Regions from separate parts of the Homo sapiens genome. Here region 2 is linked to region 1. Evidence: chromatin loops called from intact Hi-C (ENCODE). Cell type or tissue: gastrocnemius medialis. All regions are shown on one strand. Region 1 holds the start of LOC105370998 (a long non-coding RNA gene). Region 2 overlaps NR2F2-AS1 (NR2F2 antisense RNA 1).

Region 1 (2,500 bases):
ATTTTACCTCAAATATTGAAAGGTATTAATAAATCCACATTCCATATCTTATTTTTAATAAAATTATTAGGATTCTAGCAAGTAAAATTATATCACTTACTGGAATGACTTTGCCTATTTAAAGAGACATTTCTATTATCCCAATTTGAGCTACTAAGAAACTATTTAAGCAGAAGCTATTGACCCAGCTATTTCTATGCTGCTAAGAGTAAAACTCTCTATACTTACAGCTCACAGCTTACTTTCTGGGTAGCAGGACTCCACAGGGAAACAATAAGGGCATCAACATCATGGAACTTACAAGCCTGGAGTCTTGGCTTCTGGGTCAGGTGACCTTGGGGAAGTCACTTCACTTTCCCAGGTATGATTTCCTTATTTGCCGAGCTAAAATAAGGCTGACAAACCGGTCTACAATTCATAAAGCTGTAGTAGCACAGCAAAGACCCCTGAAAAATTCTGCCCTATTCGGAAATGGACAGTTAGCAGGGAACTGGCAAGCTGATGCCTGTAATTAAACGAGTAACTGAAGTTTATTTCTCTCGAAGTTTCTAGATGCTTCCAAGACGGTGCTGTCTGCCTAAATTTTTCTAAACAACTCGAAGCCATCCTTAAAGTGTTTGAGGAATGGACATTCTCAGGCAAAGTCGTTTCCAAGCCCCTTCGGCTCAGCACTGCACCGCAGATCACTGCTTTCTCAAATCAAAGGGGGCCCCCCTGCAGAGTTGGTTTACACCATTAAATTTCCTCCAATGTAAAGCCAGGAGAATTTTTCCAGGTGTTCGAATTCCTAGAGGTTGGGGAAAGTGCCGAGCTCTATATTAGAGCAATACCACGCTAGAGTGAAACACAAAGAACCTTTTTTATGGTGTTGCCCCCTCTGGAGATCTCTATTTAGGGGCTGCCTTGGCAGGGCCCACCAGACCGTCTGTCACTCTCCGCTGACACCGGCTGCCGGAGGAGGGCGGTCCCCGAGGCTCTCGTGCTGGCGGCAGCCCCGCGCTGGCCCCGGGCAAGCCTTGATCCGCCCTGCGCCACGTGGAAGGTGCCTGGACACGGGCTCAGCCGCAGGGGCCCCTAGTACCTCCATCGGGTCTCGTCCCCCACGGCGGGGTCAGAGGGCAAGTCACCGGCCAACCTCCTCCAGGAGCTCTGTTTAAGTGAGAAGCAAAAGAGATTCCAAGGAGAGCCACAGGTTGAAATCGGAGCGAAAGCCTGGGCTTCCCCGAGCCAGGTGAAGAAAGCTGGCAAGGTCACCCACTCAGTCACCAGGTGGTGCATTTAATTTAAAAGGAGTGTTAACCTTGTTTATACAAAATAACACCAATATGCAGAGAAGCAGTAAATCCATTGTCGTTAAACAGCGGGGAGCCGCTGGCGCTGGCAGCCTGCCCACCGGCGACGGTGAACCGGGCTGGCACCGAGCAGGGAGCCGGGCCTGCCAGCCTGTCCGCCTCGCGAGAGGAGGCCCGGGCTCGCCCTCTCTGCCCTCCAGATGACTCTTTGCATTCTTGTCAAATATATTTAGAACAAGAGGTGTCCACTTAAAGAGAAACGTTTGTTAATCACTTAAATGCAGGCGCTTGGCAGCCCTCCAGTTTCACCTTTATAAATATGTAGGATCGGTTTCCAGCTAAGCAGGGAACTCCACAGCGAGTTCCCTTTCTCTCCGCGTCCCCTCGAATTGACCTAAGGTGGATGTCCCTAGCACCTTATTAATTTTCTATCCCAGTGGGCTTTCTGGAGTTAAGGCCAGTCTTCTATCTGGAAGTTGACGGAGATAAATAAATGATGCACCGTGGAGGGAGGGAGAGAGAGAGAATGAGAGGAGTGTTTCTTTAAGTAAGGGACAGATTAAAGTGAAATTCCTGTTGACGGAGGCGCTGGTGTCGACATCCTCCTTGTTTACCAGCAGCTGTCCCTGTTAATGACACTCTGATAACTTTCGGAGGCTGCCCTGCGGTAGTAGGGGAGAAGAAGATAAAGAGGCCTCTGTTTAAATACTCCGGGCCTCGACCCCACTCTTTTTAACTTCCCTTCCTTTAAGAATGGGTGAAACTGTTCAGAAGGGGCAAATCCTGGGTGCAGAGATTTTTGCCCCGGAAATTTTGAGTTCACAGCATAAAAACTCTGCAGAGCTGATGCCTATTCCAGGAGTGGAAACTCAGGGTTGGCGGTGGGGGGCAGAAAAGGCAGCTGGTCTGCAAGGTGAGGAGGTCTGCAGGAGGCCGGAGGAGAACTCTTCCTTTTGTTTTAAAAACCCTGACACTTCCCTGCCCTCCCCCGGCCCCACCCCAAACAAGTCTTACAGAGGTAACTAAGTATGTTAGGGACAAGGTTACAGAATGAAGGTTCTTTGAGGGCCAATGTATCCTTAGCGTTAACCACATGAAAATCACTTTGAACACTTGGAACACTCTCCCTCATGAAATTCTCAGGTTTTGGGGGACCTTGCCGGGCACCCAGGCTAAAACTTTGAATGTGCAGCTGAGAAAGCAGTTCC
Region 2 (2,500 bases), 230 kb after region 1:
ACAGAGTGAGACTCCATCTCAAGAAAAAAAATAAAATAAAATAAAGAATCATTCAGCCTCAACCTTACTCTCTTGGGACACTCATCTTTGGAGTCCTGAGTGGCCATGTGAGAAGTGCAAGGATGAGATGCCGTGAGGAAGTTCAGATTACATGGAGTGACCCCATGCAGGGGTTCCAGTTGACAGCCCCAGCTGAGGTCGCAGCCATGGCCAACATCAACCAGCAGACATGAGAGTGAGGCAGCCTCAGTGATGACTCCAGCCTTGGCCTCCGCCAGACCTCATCTTTATCCTCAAGAAAGACTGTGTGGGAACCACCCAGCTGATCCCAGTCAACACTCAAAACAATGACAGATCATCATAACTTGATTTTTGTGATTTTAAGTTAATAAATTTCAGGGCGATTTGTCATGCAGAAATAGATAACTGGATTAGATATAGTTGGTTCTCAATACGTTTCTATTAAATTTCATCCAATAGCAGATAAGAGACGGCAACATTGTCTCTTGATCTTTTTCTCCCTTTTTGTCTAACTCCTTGCTCTTTTGTTCCTTGGTCAGTCTCTCCTTATATCCTTTCTCTCTCTCTCTCTCTCTCTCTCTCACTTTTTCTCTCTCTCTCTCTCTGCAAATTCAGAATTCTCCCCTTCTTTTGCGGCCATGGAAGCTGGAGAAAACAGATCTTCCATCCAGATAGCCAGGGCTCTCTCTCTATCTATAAAAGGCCTCTGTTTTCTCTCTTTTGGCATAAAGAAACTCAATTCCTTTGTTTTTAACTGCTCCCATTTCTCTGTTCTGTACTGACTTGATTCCTCCTTCCTGAATGATCTTTGAGTCTTCTGTGTACTTTTTAGGTTGTAAAACAAAGAACAAGACACCCTACCCCAGCGATGATCTTGGCTATAACATTACCCTCATCTGGAAAGCGCTGTTATTTTTGGCCACCTTCGGATCTTCGTGTAGCTGTTCCACCCCTCTGCTGCAGGAGCTCCGACTCACTTCCCCAGGCAGTCCAGGGGGTCTGTAGACAGCAGCTGCATGAGGAGCTTGAGTGGGAAGACAGCAAGCCGGGTGGTCAGAAGAATCTCTGTGAGGATGCGGCTTCAAATGAAGCAGTGTGGGCGGGAATGCATGAACCCTGTGGCCTGGAGGCTGCCTGGCTCGCCTTACCCAGAGAAGGAGTGACTCATAGAATGGTCGCTGAGCAGCTGATCAAGTATGGAGGCTGAGGGAGACCCAGAAACTGGACCGGAAATCTTCCCCCACCCCCAATGTGAAAGGACGTCTGTTCCATCTGCGTTGCCCCTCAGAGGTGGCCTGACCACTGCCTGAGAGTGTCACCCTGGGGCAAGCCTAGGTGGGCACGCGTCGACCGCTTCACACCCTTGCTCAAACACACAGCATCGTGCATGAGCACAGAGCTGCTTGACAGAAAGAGGAAGAAGCCAGCCCCCAGGAATGGCAAACACGTTGCGAAAAGGACCGCGTGCAGGGTTGGCCGGGTGCACTGGCAGCAGCCAGGCAATATCATCTCAGGTCAAGGAGAAAGCCCCATGGCCAAAAATAGCCGCGCTGCCCAGTTGCCACAGTGTCTAAAATTACACCATTGGAGATTTATTCCTTTGCGCACCTCACCTTTGCTGGGGGCGGGTCCGGGGAGGACCCACGAAATGTCTTCACATTAAGGTGCAAAAGGCCTGGCAGCTCCACAGAGTTATTTGGGGGCGGGAAAGGAGGGAGGTGTTGAAAGGGCAGGAACAAGGAGAGGAAGTGCTGGGAAGGGACAGCGCTGGGCAGCTTCTCCTATTTCAGAGTTTCACCCTGAAGGAGCCTAGCTGGCAGCTACATCATAAAACTGAGGCCTAAGCAATTTGCCAGTAAATTTGAACCATGCATGTAAACAATTCTAATAATTTATTCCTTGAAATGTTTCCTATCATATATTATTATGCAGAGCTGCACATGCTCTATTTCAAATTGCCTAAACGAAAAAAAAAACGTACATTAAGGGACAATTAAAAAGAATAACAAGAGGCAACATGAGGAAACAGTGTATGCATATGCCAGTCAGGCTGGAACACAGAGGGAAGCCGAAGGCAGCCAGGCAGCCCGTTGCAACCAAAGGCTTGATTTCTGGGGCAAGATTCCCTCGGAAATTCAGGCAAGGACTGTCTTTATACGTAGAAGTTTCGGTAACTTGACCCCAGCAGATTAAGCAGTAAACAAAATAAAAGCAGACAATCACTATTCGAAAGCCACATCCAGTCCGCTGCATCAATACACAACAGCTCCACTGTAAAAGTTCCTAAGACATAGATAAGAATTTCAGAAAGGTATGTCCACCCTGCTTGAGCCACCTCCGGGACAGAAAGCTAAGTCCCATGGATGCCCTGGTGGGCTTTAGGCAGGGGCAGGGATAAACTAGGGAATGGAAGGAAGCAGAACATGAGGAAGGGAACGAGGGAAAAATGAAAGAGCAGAGCCTGACACTGGGAACAGCT

Evidence for each region. A loop is a pair of places that touch in the nucleus more often than their neighbours do. Peaks named below come from ENCODE experiments on the same cell type or tissue, not always from the same donor. Only the 100,000 strongest peaks of a DNase experiment are listed, where the experiment ranks them.
Region 2: it touches region 1 in a loop (4-fold over the local background); 3 of 110 quality-filtered maps call a loop at or near these places.

The regions. Positions count from the first base shown.
Region 1 is chr15:96,052,026-96,054,525 of GRCh38, forward strand. All of the region lies in intron 1 of LOC112268156 (a long non-coding RNA gene), which reads left to right. LOC105370998 (a long non-coding RNA gene) reads right to left here and starts at 1,351. Exons shown (of 4, transcript XR_001751688.2): 1 at 229-1,351. In gastrocnemius medialis, no CTCF peak of the experiment used is centred here; DNase peaks (open chromatin) are centred at 1,046, 1,506 and 1,896; H3K4me3 peaks cover 1,297 bases; H3K27ac peaks cover 2,405 bases.
Region 2 is chr15:96,284,415-96,286,914 of GRCh38, forward strand. All of the region lies in intron 2 of NR2F2-AS1 (NR2F2 antisense RNA 1), which reads right to left. Among named protein-coding and RNA genes, the nearest start is that of NR2F2-AS1, 41 kb to the right of the region's middle. In gastrocnemius medialis, no CTCF peak of the experiment used is centred here; a DNase peak (open chromatin) is centred at 1,507; H3K4me3 peaks cover 1,189 bases; H3K27ac peaks cover 1,741 bases.